Linked DNA regions of Homo sapiens: region 1 is linked to region 2. Evidence: read pairs that join two places in POLR2A ChIA-PET (ENCODE). Cell type or tissue: Caco-2. All regions are shown on one strand. Links, peaks and the distances in the headings refer to the core of each region. The heading gives the core; the rest is flanking DNA. Region 1 overlaps MAFK (MAF bZIP transcription factor K). Region 2 overlaps ADAP1 (ArfGAP with dual PH domains 1).

What was found. Peaks named below come from ENCODE experiments on the same cell type or tissue, not always from the same donor. Only the 100,000 strongest peaks of a DNase experiment are listed, where the experiment ranks them.
Region 1: POLR2A ChIA-PET joins it to region 2 with 5 read pairs; 1 of 35 experiments calls an interaction of 5 or more read pairs at or near these places.

Annotation. Positions count from the first base shown.
Region 1 is chr7:1,532,762-1,542,363 of GRCh38, reverse strand. It overlaps MAFK (MAF bZIP transcription factor K), which reads right to left. Exons shown (of 3, transcript NM_002360.4): 2 at 3,136-3,215; 3 at 1-2,423. The coding sequence starts at 3,171. The coding sequence ends at 1,989. It overlaps TMEM184A (transmembrane protein 184A), which reads left to right. Exons shown (of 9, transcript NM_001097620.2): 9 at 1-129. It overlaps LOC100128653 (a long non-coding RNA gene), which reads left to right and starts at 7,484. Exons shown (of 1, transcript NR_149036.1): 1 at 7,484-9,602. RefSeq lists enhancers at 2,985-3,927, 4,872-5,815, 5,816-6,759, 9,177-9,286, 9,257-9,551 and 1 more. In Caco-2, for the core only: no CTCF peak of the experiment used is centred there; DNase peaks (open chromatin) are centred at 4,233, 4,983 and 5,273; H3K4me3 peaks cover 805 bases.
Region 2 is chr7:897,132-904,001 of GRCh38, reverse strand. It overlaps ADAP1 (ArfGAP with dual PH domains 1), which reads left to right. Exons shown (of 11, transcript NM_006869.4): 7 at 3,386-3,469; 8 at 3,838-3,900; 9 at 4,512-4,583; 10 at 4,741-4,969; 11 at 5,053-6,102. The coding sequence ends at 5,081. Among named protein-coding and RNA genes, the nearest start is that of GET4, 24 kb to the right of the region's middle. RefSeq lists enhancers at 1,936-1,995, 4,054-4,640, 4,641-5,228 and a silencer at 2,356-2,425. In Caco-2, for the core only: no CTCF peak of the experiment used is centred there; a DNase peak (open chromatin) is centred at 2,301.

The DNA.
Region 1 (9,602 bases), core at 2,088-7,087, 640 kb before region 2:
TTTGCTCCCAACTCCCACCTGTGCCCGTGCCCCCGGCTCTGCTCTGATAGATTTACAGTATCAAACTGGAAAAGAAAGATTGTTACGAAAAATCTGTAGATAAACTGTGAATATAATTTTATATCTCTATATATTTTCTGTTTCTCTCTTTAAATATCCCCCTGGTCCTTATGACATCCAATATGGATTACCTACCACGGCCACGGGGGCAACGGCTGTTTGGGAACACGCAGGCCTTTGCTCTGTAGGGACCCAGTGGTCCTGGCGGGCCTGCAGCTTCCCACTCAACTTCTAACAGTAGACACAGAACCAAGTCGCAGCCCCGGGGCTGTCTGTCCTCTGCCCTCCCAGCGTGGCTGGCACCCGCCTGGGCTCTGTAGCTGGTGGGGGCTGTTACTGGGTGGGCAGGGGCAGCCGAGAAGGAGCCAGGGCCCCAGGCACCACCTTGCAGGTCTTATGTGGCGGCCCCCGGCCGGCGGCTCACATTCCGCCAGCTCCCCCAGGCAGGGGCTCCGCAACCCCCGCGGCTCTCGCTGCAGAGACCCCAGTCACAGGAGGGACCCTCAAGGCGGCTCTCCAGGAAAAGGAAGCCCAAGGTGGAGTGCCAAGCCCACTGGTGCCTCAGTGCTCTTGGAAGGAGGAGCAGGCAAAGGCTCCGGGTGAGGACTGAGTGCTGAGGCCAGCCACACCTGCAGCCCGTGGCTGTGCTCCTGGGGGTGTGCGCGCAGGAGCCACGTCCACGAAGCTCTCCTGGACTGGTGCCTGCTGCCTCCCCACCCGCCGCGCCCTCTGGAGTGCCAGGCTCACTCCTGAGCTCTTCTACAAGCCAGCTGCATCCTGGTCCTGCCCCTCAAGGCTTTCCACCTGCTCTCGCACACGGCTCCCGCCTCCTCCCACCACTCCACGCAACGTCCTCCTCCTTCCACCTCCACATCCATGTCCACCAACATCCCCCAGGCTGCACCCCCTCTCCCTAGACTGCAGCAGCCCTTCCCCTCGCCAGGCCCCCAAAAGACCTCCTCGTTCCCCCTGCACTGACCACAGTTGGTGAGAAGTAGCTCCAGGACACACAGCCTGAGTCCTGCTCACCGTCAAATGATGGGGCGCTCCTGCCTGTGTCCGCTGAGATCCGGGACGGCCTGTGGGGTCGGTGTCTGGGGGGCCGGATCCCGTGGGCAGGGGCTTCTGCGCTGTGCTGCACGACCTCCTCGGGTCACCAGAGCACAGGGGAGACCTCACGACGTGTGAGCCACTCTCTCTGCCATGTGTGCCCACAGGCCCTCCCCCAGTGAACACCAGCAAGCTGCACCCCCTCAGCCCTGCTGCTTTGATGGCAGGCGTGCGTGCACACACACAGACACCACCCCACGCAGGCGACCTCCCACACCGTGCCCACTCACGCAGGCCCCTGCTAAGGCAGACGCGGATCACGGGCACTGCAACGGGACAGCTGGAAGGACGGAGCTGCCGACACACCATCCATGCTCCTCCCCGGGGACTGCGGAGTCGGTCAGGGCAGTGAGGGGCTCCCGCACCGGCTGGGAGGCCGTGGCAGGACAGGTGTCGAAGGCTGCTTACAGCAGGAGTGGAAAACAAGCCCCATGCTAGACCTGACCACAGGGGCCTGACTCCTGGGGCCGTGTCTTCCGGCAGCCCCCACAGAGGACGCGGAACTTCCCGAGGGCCTTTCCATTATATGTCCCGACTCCCACGGGTGCAAGATACCAATTCCCACACACAGACACATCCTGCGGGGAGCAGGTGGCGGGCGTGAGTGTGTCTGTGGACCGGCGTGCAGCTCTGGGCCCACGGGAGCCCACTCTTCACCCTGCAATACAGTCTCTTCCTGGTGTGAGCTGCCTGCGCCCGAGGGGCCTGCGCTTGGACTCGGATGTCGAGAGTCTGCATCCCAGTGACAGGTACGAGGGGTGTGCCCCCACCCGCCTGCCCGCCGCCCGCCGCCCGCCACCCCCCGCCCCCGGCCGGCACTAGGATGCAGCCGAGAAGGGCACGGAGGTGGAGGAGAGCTCGGTGGACTTGACGATGGTGATGACGCTGGTGGTGGCCACCTTGGAGGGCGCCACAGGTCCCCGGGCCACGGTGCGCGCGAAGGTCTGCAGCGCCTCGTACTTGGAGCGCAGGGCGTCCAGCTCCAGCCGCATGCTGCTGTTCTCACGCGCCAGCTTCTCCACCTCCTGCTGCAGCTCCACGCGCTGCCGCTCCAGCTCCTCCTTCTGCGTCACCCGCTTGATGCGGCAGCTGGCCGCGTAGCCGCGGTTCTTGAGTGTGCGCCGACGCTGCTTCAGGCGGGTCACCTCCTCCTTGGTGAGACCCCGCAGGTGCTGGTTCAGCTCCCGCACCGACATGGACACCAGCTCATCATCGCTGAGCACCGGGGCGTTCTCGCCCGCCTCCTTCTTGACCTGGGGGGCCACAGTGCGGGGTCAGCGGCGGGAGAACGTGGGGTGTCTGCCTGGGACCGACACTGGGGTGGCCAGGAACCCAGCGGTGCCCCTGCACGCCTGCGCTCTCAGGGCTGGCCTTCGCCATCCGCACCAGGGACCACAGGACACTGTGCACGCAGGCAGCCCATGTGACAGCTGTGGCCCCACAGGACCCTTTCTGAACGGGAAAAGCCAGTGGTGACATCGGTCACTCCTGGTTACCGACAGCCTCAGAGCCCATGAGGACCCAGAGTGCATGGGTCCTGCTGCTGGGACTGAGCCGGCCCACAGGCACACGCCATTGTGGAGGCGGCAAGCGCCAGGCACAGGTGGGCTCGGGCCTTGGGAGCTGGAGCATCGCGTTCACCAGAGGCCACGCTGGCCACGCTGCCCACGCCTGGAGCCAGGGGATGAGCTCATGCAGTAGCGCCCGGCGGACACACAGCCCAGGCGGGAAGGCAGCAGACCCTGCCACGCCCTCAGCCTGGGAGTCATCGCCTGGAACCACAGTCCCCGATCCTGACTCCACCTCTCCTGTGAACATCCCTCGGCCACAGCAGCCCCCCTCCTCCTGGCAACAGGGAGGCCTCCATCACAGGCTCAGGACGGCCCTGGGATAGCAGGGGCTGTCGGGCCGGGGGCCTTTCCCACGCCTGTGCTTGAGACGGGGCCTGCTTGGAACCAGCCTTACCTTTAATGCCTTATTCGGTTTGGGATTAGTCGTCATAACCCGGGCACGGTCACCAGGACAGAGCTCCCTGGAACTCGTAGCTGGAAAACATGGACAAGCAGAGAAGCCAGCACAGGTCAGGGCCGGCAGCGCCGGACAGGGTGCCCACCTCCCATGCAGGGATGCTTCTCAGCCCGGGGTGGACAGTCACAGCACCATGAAAACAAGACGGGGCACCATCCGGGCCCAGCCCGTCCTGAGGGGCTTCCCAGGGGGTGAGGCATCCTGGCCCGGCCTCTGTCCCTGCCTGAGGGTTCAGGGAAAGGTCTGGCTGCACCTCACACTCTAGCACACTCCACAGAGCGGCTGGGACCCCACCCCAGGGCCTGGCAGCCAGGTGCGGCCCCCTGCTGCCCTGCAGACCTGGGCTGCAGCCGCCGGCACTGTGGGGTGACCAGCAGGCGCCGGCAGTGGCTGCTTCCTGTTCTGACTCTCCCTGAGGTCAGAGAAGACGTCTGCACCTGCACAGCACAAGGTGCCCCGTACCGAGGACCAAAGTGACTGGTGGCAAAACCTCCCTCCCTCAAGACAGCTGTGCCGGCCCCGAGGAGTGTGGGGCCCCGCTGGACAGCGACCCTACACTGGCAAAGGCTCCGGTGCTCCGGACCCAGCCTGGATCCCCGAGAGGGGGCCTCTGGGGAGCCCCTGACATCGCCATCCCCCACGGTGGGCCTGGGTGGAGGCCCAGCCGCCCTCCCGCCCCGCCCTCCCCACAGGCCACGGGACACCTACCACGGCCCTGGCCGCTGCGGCTGTGACATCACCACCTCCACCTAAGCTGCCCCCGAGCGAGGACCCTGCGGCCCAAGGGGGTGTGGGGTTCCTGAGGGGCGGCAGGTCCGGGGGCCGCAGCCAGAGACCAGGGAGGTGGGGGAGCCGCCGCCCTGCCGAGCATTTGACCGTCTGGCGGGAGTCGTCCCCGCCGCCGCCCCCGCCGTCCTCACGTCTGCATTGTGTCACACATTCTAATCATTCATGAAAAACCCAGCCAAAGCATCCCCGGCATGAGCCCTCCGATAGTTGCCATGGCGACCTTGGGACCGAGCCAGCCCCCACGGTTGTCATGGAAACCGAGAAGCCCAAACGCGATCCTGACTTCAGGTCAGGTTGCACAGACATCACGAGGCCGGCAGGCAGTCAACAAACCCATTTGCACCCGGCGGCCGGGACGGGCGGGCAGAAGGCGCCGGGCAGCTCGCGGGACAGGGGTTCACAGCACCCACTCCCATACCCCAAATACCAGACACAGGTTCCCACAGGAACATCAGAGCAGCACACGGCGGTGGGGGGTGTCCTTGGTCAGCACCTCCACTGGACATGGGCATCATGGGGGCGGGTGACCGCATCCCGTCCTCCCTGCCAGCCCAGGACCCTCCCCACACCCTGGGCCAGGGAGCCCTCGGGCCCAAATCCCTCCACCCTCCAGCCCTGCCTCCGATGGGGGCCCCACCCCCGCAACCCACAAACCCCCACAACAAGAGGGCCGCACAGGTGAGACAGGGTCCTGCGCCAGGCTGCCGAGTCCGCTGCCCCTGCCAAGGCCAGCTGATCTCAGGGCGCTGACGTAGATGGCACAGGATGGCACCAGCCGGTCCCGGGGACGGCCAGGTGGGCTCCAGGCTCCTTCGCACCACGTCCTGGGGTGAGGGTGACAGTGGAGAGGCTGGGGCCCAGCTGCCTCCGCCACCGTGGGGACCTGCAAATGCCGGCGGCTGGGAGCACCATGAGAAACTTTTCCATGTCAGAGGGAGGGGCCGCGGGCACCGCTTCCAGCTCCACTGCGAGCACGTCAGTGCACAGGCCGGCCACGACATAGCTATGCGGTGAGTCACCAGATGTTTACAGAGCCGCGCGCATTCCCACACACCCGGGCCTCCCACCCAGCAAGGACCCGCTCCTGGGCCCCCGGGCCCACTGCCCGCCGTGGCAGCACAGCCGGGCGGAAAAGGAAGGTCCGGGGGACAGGACCGTCTGGCCAGACCCACGGTGACGTGTGGGGCTCGGCCAGATGCCAGGGGCAGAGTTCAGCGTGGGGATCTTTCCACTAAAAAGATGCCTCCGCGATGCCCTGTGACACTGCGGAGGCACACGGTAGCCGGGGGCGCCCCAGGAGGGGTGGCTGACTACTTCCAGGAGGTCAAGGTTGCCAGGGCTACTGAAGCACGCCTGTGCCCCGCTCCAACCCCAGTACTTCGAGGCACACCTGCACTGGGGCCCTCTGAAGAATGAGGACCTGGCGGACGCAGGGCTCCCAGGCGGCCCCCACGCTGTGCTCGCAAGCCTGCCCCCCACCTCCTTGGGCAGGTCACGACTCTGCTCTGCCGAGGAAGCCTGGACCAGCCACGCGCCTGGAGAGACGACGCAGCGGGACGGCCCAGCCAAGCAGCAAAGCTTCTCTCAGGAACCCAGCACGGGATGGGATGGTGCTGGCGCCTCCCTCTCCCCACCATGCACAGAATAAATCCAAGTAGCCTTAACCTAATGTCGCTTTAAACATCAGAGGCAAGAAAGATGACAGCTTGCTTTTGGAAGGACATTCAGAGAAGAGTTTTGTATGCACAAAAAAAGTTTGTAAAGCAACTGATCTAAAAATGACGACTGCCCTAAATGGGGTTTTGTGAACTGTCCGACCTCACATGGCCTCCAGGGCCGCCAGAGCACATGTAGAAAGCGCTCCCACCCCAGGGCCAGAGACGCAGCCTTAGGGTGTCATCCAGGGGGAAAGCGTGCCTGGGGTCGCAGAGACGCCCGTGCACTACCCCGGGCCCAAGGCAGGGGCTACTGCATTAGCACCTGGTCAGCACTGCAGCCAAGCTCCCCTCCAGCAGCCCCCGAGGAACGACGTCCTCGCATTGTGTCTTACGCCCAGCAGCTAACAAAACACCAGCATCGCCACGCACAAGCACCCGACACCCCGAGCTCCTCTGAGTTTCGGTGGTCACCAGAGAAGTGCAGTGTTCAGCGCCACAGCGGGGGCCTGGGTGGGCGGGTCTGAGTTTCCGCTGTGGGGCCCCAGCAGCCGACGTAAGTAAGGGTGCAGCGCTCACGCCCCACGTCCCGGGAGCAGCGCCGGGCAGCAAAGTTCTCCGGCACCACCTATAACTTGGAACAGCTCTCAGGTAACTGGTTTTCGGATGGAAGAGGCAGGGTTTTCAACCCAAGGCCAGACACCTCGACGTGACGCAGAACTAAACAAGGCTCAGCGGGGGCATCACTTCCTCTCAAGGAAAAGGAACTGCCAGCAGCCTCAGACAGAGGCAATTCCTGCGGCTGCAGCTGGGGATGAGTGACGGAGCCAGGACGCCGGGCGCCCCTTTCCAGGATCCAGACTGAGGGCCTGGGCTCCATAAAGCGCAGGGCAGGGCGGCTCCGCCCAGGAAGGCACCTTGCAGAGGGTGAGGATCAGAGCCCTGGGCTCCCCCCGGCAGGGCAGGCAGCCCAGGGTCAGTCGTCCAGAACTGTGCTTTCAGGAGCAGGTGATCCCCAGGCAGCCACCTCAGCTTCTGGAGGATCATGTTTTCCCTTTTAATTTTCATTTTAGAGACAAGGTGTCACTCTGTCACCCAGGCTGGAGTGCAGTGGTGAAATCACAGCTCACTGCAGACCTCCTGAGCTCAAGCGATCCTCCTGCCTCAGCCTCCCGAGCAGCTGGGACTACGGGTGGGCACCCCCACACCCAGAGAATTTTAAACTTTTTTGTAGAGACAGGGTCTCACCATGTTGCCTAGGCTGGTCTCGAGCTCCTGGACTCAAGTGATCTTCCTGCCTCAGTCTCCCAAAGTGCTGGGATTACAGGTATGAGCCACCATGCCCGGCCATTTTTAACTTTTTAAGTCCCAGCAAATACTCACTGGTCACCCATGGGCCTGACCCTGCTCAGTGGGGGGCTGGCAGCCTTGGCACCTCTTGCTGTGCTGGCACAAGCTGAGAAGGACCTGCTTTGGGGTCCAGGAGGGAACATTTTCTCCACCAAGTTGGGACTGGGCACAGTGGCTCTTGCCTGTAATAGCAACGCCTCCGGAGGCCGAATGCTCGAGCCCAGTAGTTTCAGGCCAGCCTGGGCAACATAACAAGGCCCCATCTCTACAAAAAAAAAAAAAAAAAGAATTTTAAATAGCCAGTTGTGATGGCACATATGTGCCTATGGTCCCGGCTACTCGGGAGGCTGAGGTGGGAGGATTGCTTGAGCCTCGAAGTCGAGATTGCAGTGAGCTGTGATCACACCACTGCACTCCAGCAGCCTGAGTGACAGGGCAAGACCTTATCTTTTAGGAAAAAAAAAAAGAGAGAGTGCAAAAGTGAGTTGAGCAGCTGACGGCTGGATGACCCCTCTGAACGGTCCCGGCTGTGGATGCCCATAGAGAAACGGGGATTTCAGCTTTGGGGCTCTGATTCTTCCCAGATGAGAGGACGCATCGGGGCTGCCGCTCGCTCTACGAGGCCAGCATGGGGGCTCTGGATGGGTCACTTGTTCTTGCCCAAGGGGTGAATGATGACACAGACTCCATGCCCCACCCCCTCAGCTGCCCAGCCAGTCTGACCAAGACGGAGTGGCCCTTCCACTTCTATTCTCCGCGGGTCTCCGAGGATGTGGGATGCGGGAGAGGGAGGAGGGGCAGGAGGAAGACCAGGAACGGAGGACGGGAGCTCTGTGCGAGAGACACGGGTTCAGAAACCCAGCAGCACAGCAGCAAGCGCCCTCCCGCCCCCCGACCAGTGACTCCCACGGCAGGTGCAATCCACAAAACCAGAGGCCACCCAAGGTGTACCCGCCTCTCCCAGGAGCCTTTCTGCCAGAGACCCCAAGCCGGGTGCCCTCCACACTGGGCCGCAAGGGTAGGTGGGGCCGCTGTGGCACTGGTACCCAGTGGGTGCCTGTCAAACAGGTGTCAACCGACTAATTGCAGCCCAGCTGGTCCCAGAGACCAGCCAGACACCCTTCCTACTGAGGATGAGGTCCTACACTGCGAGGGCCCCCACTGTCCGGCTGTCCCGGACACAGCCCCACTAAGCATGCGGGAGGCACCCCACTTGGCACCCCGCAGCCCGGCCCATACCAGCCAGCAGCCTGGCCCTGGCTGGCTGCCCTCCAGCAAGCCATGACTGTCGGCCCGGCTTGGAGGACGTCTGGTCACCTTGCATTTGCAGTCTGAGGAAGCTGTGTCATTCCGCTACATCCAGAGGTGACTCAGGCAGCTGCAGCAGCAGAGAGCAGACTGCAGAACACACCACACCCCCTCCAGTCCCCGCCCTGGCTCCCACCACACCATCCTCCTGTCCTCGGCCTCCAGCTCCCCATCAGCATCCTGTTCTCCCCCGGCCGCCCTGGGGCTTCAATCCGCTCCCAGCCTCTAAGTCCAGTCAGGGGCATTCCGGGGGGCCCAGATGCCCCCCAGCCCCCAACCGCATCATTCACCGGAGTTGCCCCTGCCCCTCTCTCTTTTCCTCATCCACGCGCCAACCAGGCTTGATCCCAGCCCTCAAGCATCACCCGCCTGAACCCACAGCACCTGCCCAGGCTCCGGCCTCCAGCGTCTCCTGTCTGGACCACAGCTTTGCCAAATGGGATGCCCTCACCCTGATCCTGGTGCCCCCCACACAGCCCCACAGGCAGTCAAAAGTCTTGGGGGTTCCTCCCAAACCCCGACTCCCCCACCCCAATGCCGTTTCAGGTTTCTGATCACCATCTGCAGAGAGCACGTGGTTCCCTGCCCTGCTTCTTCCAGAAACACTCCCCACTGCTCTCCTCCTCGCGTAGGCAAGCACCCTCTACCAAGGCCTGGTTCTAGATCCTTCTGGGGACAGGGGGCCTCCCCAAGGCATGGTGAGCTCCTTGCAAGCAGGGAGAAGGTCTTCCCTACACCCCACACTAGCCCCCGCTGTACGAGATGAGCCGGCCCCGCATGGGAGGGCAGGGAGAGGGCAGTCTCCACCCCAATACCTTCCCCAGGACACCCGACGCACAGTGCGGAGAAGCAGGAAGGCTCTACACCAGACCCCACCGGCCTGTGGGACAGGCCAGCAGACCTCATGGCCTGGGCTTCCTCATCTACAGCAGCTGGTCGGGGGGTGGGGCATGTGGCCACTCAAGTTCGCTTGTACCTGCTCTAAAACTCTATGATTTTAAGACGACACTCCCAGTTTCCTGAAACTGTAGGAAAGCGGAAACATGACGAGTCTGTGACTTATAAAAAGCAAAAATAAATAGCGGGGAAAGGCATCTTCCATTCGCGGAGAGCAGGGAGGGTGGGGACGGAGCGGTGAGTCACTGTTTACTGTTGAAAGGCGGCCACACGGAGCCCTCTCTCAGCTGGCCAGATTTCCATTTCCCGTGTGGACTGGACCCGAAACCCAGAAAGTCCACTCCAGAAACCTTTAGACTCAGAAACAGCTGGGACAAGAACAGGCACAACTTCTTCTCCGTCTGG
Region 2 (6,870 bases), core at 1-5,000:
AAGGCGGGAAGTCGGGCTGGGCAGCGTGGGAAGGCGGGTGCTTGGACGTGTGGGAGTGTGGGCACTGGCGCCGGGCAGCATGGGAAGACAGGTGCAGGAAGGCAGCTTCCCAGGGCCGGGCTGCCCAGGAGCCGGATCACCACGCTGTCTCTGGGGCCACCCAGCTTGGCCCTGTCAGTGGGGGCTGCCAGCTCGGGCTAGAGGATCCACCGCCCCCACAATGCCCAGAGGGGACCTCGGGGGGAACTGGGGTCCTACGGGGAGGAGATGTGGACGGTAGCCGGCTCTGGGGTGGTTTGGGTAGGGTTCCTTTGGCTGCCCTTGGTGTGGCGGCGGGGAGGGTGGGTGTACCCCGCATCTCTGGAGGGCTTGGGGGGAACCCAGGTAAAACCCCCACAAAAGCTATCCTTTTGTCTTTGGGCCAGGCTGCAGGGGGCGCAGCGGTGGGCCCAGCCTCTTTGTTACTTAGGTTCTTGTTTCTATGTTTATCACACGTCTGTGTGCACACGGTCTAAAGCGCTATATCGTTCCTAAATCTTGAGAAACAGAAGTTTGAGGTCCCTCCTAACCCCCGTTGGGAATTGGTCCCCATATCCAAAAATAAGCTGCCGGTGTCGCTGCAGATTTACCCACTTTAGGCACCATCTGACAACTTCCCACGTGGAAGTAGAGGTTCCAGCTCTTTCCATCCCCTCCCACGTGCCCGTCCCCTGCCTGCCGTGCTCCGCTGGCATCTGACCCTGGGTTTGTTAGGGGGCCGAGTCGGGTGCAGCCCCTGGCCTCAGAGCACGCTGTGATCGCTCTTCCCACAGTAAGCGGCTGTGTTCCTTGCCGCAGTTGACCATGTGTTGCCGCAGACTCTCCGCAGACTGTTGTCTCTGGAGGCAGTCGGGCACCAGGAGCCTGCGACTCCCACGGCCTGGAGATCTCGCTCCTGCAGCCTCATCTGGTTCCTGGGTGGAGCCCTGCTGCCCGGGTCCTACGTCTTTCTCGTTTACTTATTCCTCTTGGTAGAAGTGATGTGCCTGGAGGGAAAGGGGTCACCTGGCACCTTGGACTGTTCTACCTCCTGCCTGGCTTAGACTGTGGCTAGATATAGAATTCTAGGTTGGAATTAATTTTCCTGCTAATTCTGAAGGCTTTGCACCACGGATTCCTCCATCCTAGTACGTTTGTCCCGCGGTTTTGAAATTCTCCAATGCTGTGCGTGTGTTGGCAAGGGTCCCTCGTCTTTTCATGTGCTGGGTACAGGCCCAGGGTGGCCCTTCCAGTCCAGTTACTGGTTTCCATGAGGTCAGGGATTGCTTTCTTATCTAATGATTTCCTCCCTCCACTTTCCCTGTTCTCATTTTCTGAAACTCCTGTTATTGGTGCTCTTAAACTGGTTCATTTTTCTTCTACTTTCTGGGAAATTTCTTCAACTTTGTCTCCAACACTGTGTTGAGGGTTTTGTTTCTGCTGTCATGCATTTAGTTTTTCAGAGAGCCTTTGGTTCTTGGAGTATTTATTTTTCTTTCTTTCTTTTCTTTCTTTTTTTTTTTTTGAGGCAGAGTTTCGCCCTTGTCACCCAGGCTGGAGTGCAGTGGTGCAATCTCGGCTCACTGCAACCTTTGCCTCCCTGGTTCAAGTCATTCTCCTGCCTCAGCCTCCCGAGTAGCTGGGATTACAGGCATGCGCCACCACACCCAGCTAATTTTGTATTTTTAGTAGAGACGGGGTTTCTTCATGTTGGTCAGGCTGGTCTCGAGCTCCCGACCTCAGGTGATCCACCTGCCTCAGCCTCCCAAAGTGCTGGGATTACAGGTGTGAGCCACTGCGCCCAGCCGCAATTTTTGTATTTTTAGTAGAGACCGGGTTTCACCATGTTGGTCAGGCTGGTGTCCAACTCCTGATCCTCCAAAGATAATTCCCCCCGCCCAGGGCAGACGCTTGGCCCCCAGCTGTGGGAGCTGAGGGAGTTTCCGCTGCAGCCTGCAGGGTCACAGAGCTCCAGCGTGGAGTGCACCAGGCATGCCCCGTCTGCCCGGAGCCCCAGAGTCGGCTCCATCTCCTGCTGGGGGAAAAGGGGCGATTTTCCAACCAGTTCTGCTTAGAGCCCCCTGCATTTCCGGGGGACCTGGAGCTGTGAATTCCCAAGGCCTTTGGGGCAGTGTGGTGTGGACGGGTTCAGCTTCCTCTAGGAGGAGGGAGGGCGGGGCCAAATGGGACGGGGCGGGCCGGAGGAAAGGGTGGGCGGGGGAAGGAGGGGAGGCGGGGCCTCGGGCTGGTTGGGTGGCGTGGGTGTGGCTTGTGGGCGTGGCCTAGGAGGAAGGGCCACAGGAGAAAGCAGGGCTGGAGGCCGATGAGGGGCAGTCGGGGTGGGTGGGGCTTTGCTGGGTGGGGCCACTGGAAGAGGACAGGGCAATCCCACTGCTATGGGAGGAGCCTGGGGCTACACCATCCTCCAGCTGGTGCTGGGCCGGGTGCCAGCTGGAGAAGCCGTGACTGGATTGGTCCAGTGCTGGGGGCTTTGCCTGTGGGACAAAAGTCAAGGCCAAAGGGGCTGGGGAGAAGCCTGAGGAGGGATGGGGCTCCCTGGCTCTTCCTGGGCAGGAGAGGGTGCAGCCAAGAGTAAAGATGGGCACCTTTCCAGAGGTCACCAGCTCCAGGCTGTAGGCTGAACAGGAGGCCCAGGGCGCAGGTTATAATGTCATGGGGCCAAGGGTCTGGGCAGACCCCAGGAGGGGCGCTGGGTCTAGGGGCAGGGGACAGCCAGGCTGAAGTCTAGACCCAGAGGGCACCCGACGTGGGGCTGGGTGCCAGGCCTGGGCTATGGGCCCTCTGTTCCAGGGTGCTGGCCCACCCCACGCTCTCCAGAGGACCAGGGCGGCTCCCTGGAGAGCAGTTTTGCTCTCTGCCCACTCTCGGTAGGGGCCACAGCTCCAAGGGCGTTTATAAACAGATGAGCCTCCCTTCTCCCACCACCCCAAGACTTGCTTGAGCTACAAAATAAGGATCTTCATAAAAATAGCACCATCTGAAAGGAAGGCAAGTTGGCCCAGGCCCCAGCAGCACCAGGGCCACAGAGTGAGCTTGGATGGCAGCCCCCGACCCTGTCCAGCCCGGCCCGGCCCGGCCCTTCGGCCCTTCGGCCCTTCTCAGGACTTCGCCGGGGGAGGCTGCACCTGCCCTCCCGCAGAGGGGCAGCCCCTGTGTAGCAGCCCCGGCCTCAGCGTGGGCACAGGGGCCAGGCCTGCGGCAGGACTGCTGGGAGCTGAGGTGCCGGGGAGGAGGAAGGGGCTGGGCTCTGGGGGAAGCGGCCCCTCTGTGGGGACCCCAGCCCCTCTGTGGGGACCCCAGCGCTGCAGCCTCCTCAGCCCAAGCCTGTGCCCACCTTTGCCCCTAGGAGATTGTGGACTGGTTCAATGCACTCCGAGCTGCTCGCTTCCACTACCTGCAGGTGGCATTCCCAGGGGCCGGCGACGCAGATGTGAGTGGCGGCCCTGCGGTCAGCTCCAGGGCAGACAGGGGTGGTGGGGTGGGGGGTGGACGGAGCCCTCGTGCCCTGAGTCTGGGATGATGTTGAGCCCTAGGGTGGGCCTGGGACTGGCCAAGGGCTCACCCTGACGTGCCTGCAGCCCTCCTGCCTCACTCTAGAACTTCAGCTCAGCCAAAGGGGAAAGCGGGGAGGGAAGGGGTGGCAAGCAGAGGCAGAAATGTGGATCCTGCGGAGGCTAAGCCAGGCCTGGGCCCTGACCTGGTGGCCCGGGGTGAGGGGAGCACAGAGGGGCACAGCCAGGGAGGGGCTCGGCCTGAGCTGCACTTCTGAGGTCCCCTGCCTGGTGTGTCCTGCCCTAGCTGGTGCCAAAGCTCTCCAGGAACTACCTGAAGGAAGGCTACATGGAGAAGACGGGGCCCAAGGTGGGTGTGCCGCACGTGCGGCCTGGGGTGGCCTGGGGTACGCCATGGTGGGTCTCGGACTGAAGTGCAGCAGCCTTGCCAGCTGCCGCCTGTGTTTTAAACTGGTGTCTGGTGGGTCCTCACAGCCCCTTGTCTGTGCCTGGCCGGGGTCCCCGAGGACTCGGGCCACTGTCCTAGGCTTTGGTTAGACCCTCCCTGCCCGCTCACGTCTGACCAGCTTCCTCACCCACGGGACCGTGCACCTGCGCGGCCAGGGGCCCACATCTTGCCATTCCCTGAGGCATAATGTGGGAGGGAGACACAAATCCTGGGAGTCTTGGTGGTCCCGGAGGAGAAGTGCAGGTGTGAGGGCTCGTAAGTGAGGCCTGGGCCCCCATCTGGGGCCCAGGGAGGGCTGGGGGACCTGGAGGAGCAGGAGGGAGGTGCCGTGTGGAGGCTGGAGGACAGGCGTGTGCGGAGGCCTCGTGGGGCGTGGCCAGCGGCAGGCGTGAGTGAATGGAGGTGACTGACCCGGGCCAGTCTGGGCCCTGCCCTCCGGGGTGTGCTGTGGTCAGCTGGATGTAGGGCCTGCCTCGGCGACCTGCCGGTCACGGGCCCTCTCTGACCCACAGCAAACGGAAGGCTTCCGGAAGCGCTGGTTCACCATGGATGACCGCAGGCTCATGTACTTCAAAGACCCCCTGGTAAGGAGGAGCTGTGGCCCCAGCACGGGAGGGCAGCTCACTGGCTGGGGTTGCCAGATGCGTGACCAGGAGGGCGGGTGGCCTCCCGAGTCCTGGCCTGAGTGAAGCGGGGCTGGAAGGGACATGGCCCCGCCTCCAGTGCGGTCCCCACCCACAGGACGCCTTCGCCCGAGGGGAAGTCTTCATTGGCAGCAAGGAGAGTGGCTACACGGTGCTGCATGGGTTCCCGCCGTCCACCCAGGGCCACCACTGGCCACATGGCATCACCATCGTCACGCCCGACCGCAAGTTTCTGTTTGCCTGCGAGACGGAGTCCGACCAGAGGGAGTGGGTGGCGGCCTTCCAGAAGGCGGTGGACAGGCCCATGCTGCCCCAGGAGTACGCAGGTGAGGGGGGCGGGCGGCCGGCGGCCTGGAAGGGCTCCCAGCTCCCCGCCGCTGTGACAACGCTGGACCCTGTTCCGTTGCAGTGGAGGCGCACTTCAAGCATAAACCTTAGCGAGTGCGGCTGGAGGACCACGGACATTGGACTCACTGTGGCTGGACGGAGGGGACCCGTGGATGGGGGGGCTCTGGCGTCCTGAGGCCACCTGGCCCCACCTGCTCCTCAGGGCAGCCCGGCGCGGCCAGGTAGGGCCCGAGCTTCAGCTTCCAGGATGCTTCTCTGGAACCTCAAGGCAGGCAGCCCAGGCCCTGGGCCTGATCTCTAACCCCGTCATGCTGCTGCTGACCACACCCAGCCAACCTGCCCCTCCCTGACCCGGGGCCCCCTTTCCTCCAGGGCCCAGTCTGGCTCCCGAGCTCAGACACAGCCCCCAGGAGCCGCCCACCACGGCTGTGGGAACTTCCAGGCCTCAGCGCAGAGCCCTGCTTGGGGCCAGCACGGTGGGCAGCTGCCGGCCGCTGGGGACTGGGCCCTGCTCGCATGCCGCCCCGCCCTCCCCCCACCTCCACGACTATTTATTGAGCGCCTGTTGTGTGTCACGGGGCTATGAGGGCCGTGGGGTGTTTGGGTGGATTATCCACACAGGTCCCGGCCCCTGCCCGGGCTGGAGTTGCCACAGCCTGTGCTCCTGGTCCTCACCTGGAGGGGCCAGCAGGCTGCCGTCCCACCACACGTGGCCTCTGCGCCCAGCACGGTGCTCGCCGACAGTGGTGTCTGAACCCTTGGGGACGAGGGCCTGGGCCGCGGTGAGGCCACCAGAGGCAGGAGTGGCCCTGGGGGTCCCGGGCACTGTCGCGCTTGCTGCAGGCGGCCCAGCCGTGTATTTATTTTTCACCTATCTCCTTCCTGTCAAGGCAGGCCGGGCTCCAGGGCTCCCCTTGCGTGGGGCATGTAGGTGGGGGAGGCGTCTGCAGGTCACCTGGGGGGCCCAGCCCTCTCCCAGCCTTGCCTGGCTGAGCTGTGTTCCAGGGGAGCCCTGGACAAGCCCTCATAGGCAGGGAGGGGGTTTCCGAGGCCAGGCATCCGCCGCCCCGTGTCGCATCCTGGAATAAAATGTGGCTCTGGCATGGTTCCAGCTGTGTGTCCGAGGATGGAGTGGGGAGGAAGTTGGGCTGGGAACACGTGGCCCTGCCTCCCTGGCTTCAGGAGAATCTTCGTCTGCTCCCAGGGACCTGACAGGGCCCTCGCTCCCTGAGGTTTGGAGGGAGGACACGGTGTCTGAGCTAGTCACAGCGCCATGCTCCTTGTACACGGGAGACGGTCCCTACCCGAGGTGCCCCCCAGCACCCCTTCCCCAGGTGCCCCCCTTCCCCAGGTGCCCCCTCCATCTGAGGCCCGCCAGGCAGTTCCTGGGCAGAGTCCACAGCCTGAAAGCCAAGCCAAGCTCAGCATGAAGGACAGTGTGGGGGATGCATCCCGGGTCGGGGGTCCCCTGTGCCTGCCAGCCCACCCCCCCAATGCTGGGCCCCTCAGCCCTCACACAGAACATGCTGAATCCCACTTCTCCAATGAGGAGCTGGGACTCTAGGGCGGAGTAGAGGTCTCCCAATCCCAGCCTAGGGGTCCCCAAGGCAGCTGTGCTGGTGACGAGGATGTGGGCGAGGTACCCCCACTTGGAGCTGAAACCCCAGGCAAGTGCCCCGCAACCTCACCAGGTGCCACGGTCCTAACCCGAGGTGAGAGGAGTGGGCCTGGGTCAGGGAGAGCCCTGGGCTGTGCTGGACACACCCCCGGGGGAAACCAGCAGTGCCCACAGCCCTCCCCATGGCGTGGAAGTGTGGGCACGTGCTCAGTGTGTGCGTGTCCCCGAATGTGCACGTGTCCACGTGTGTGCTGAGGACAC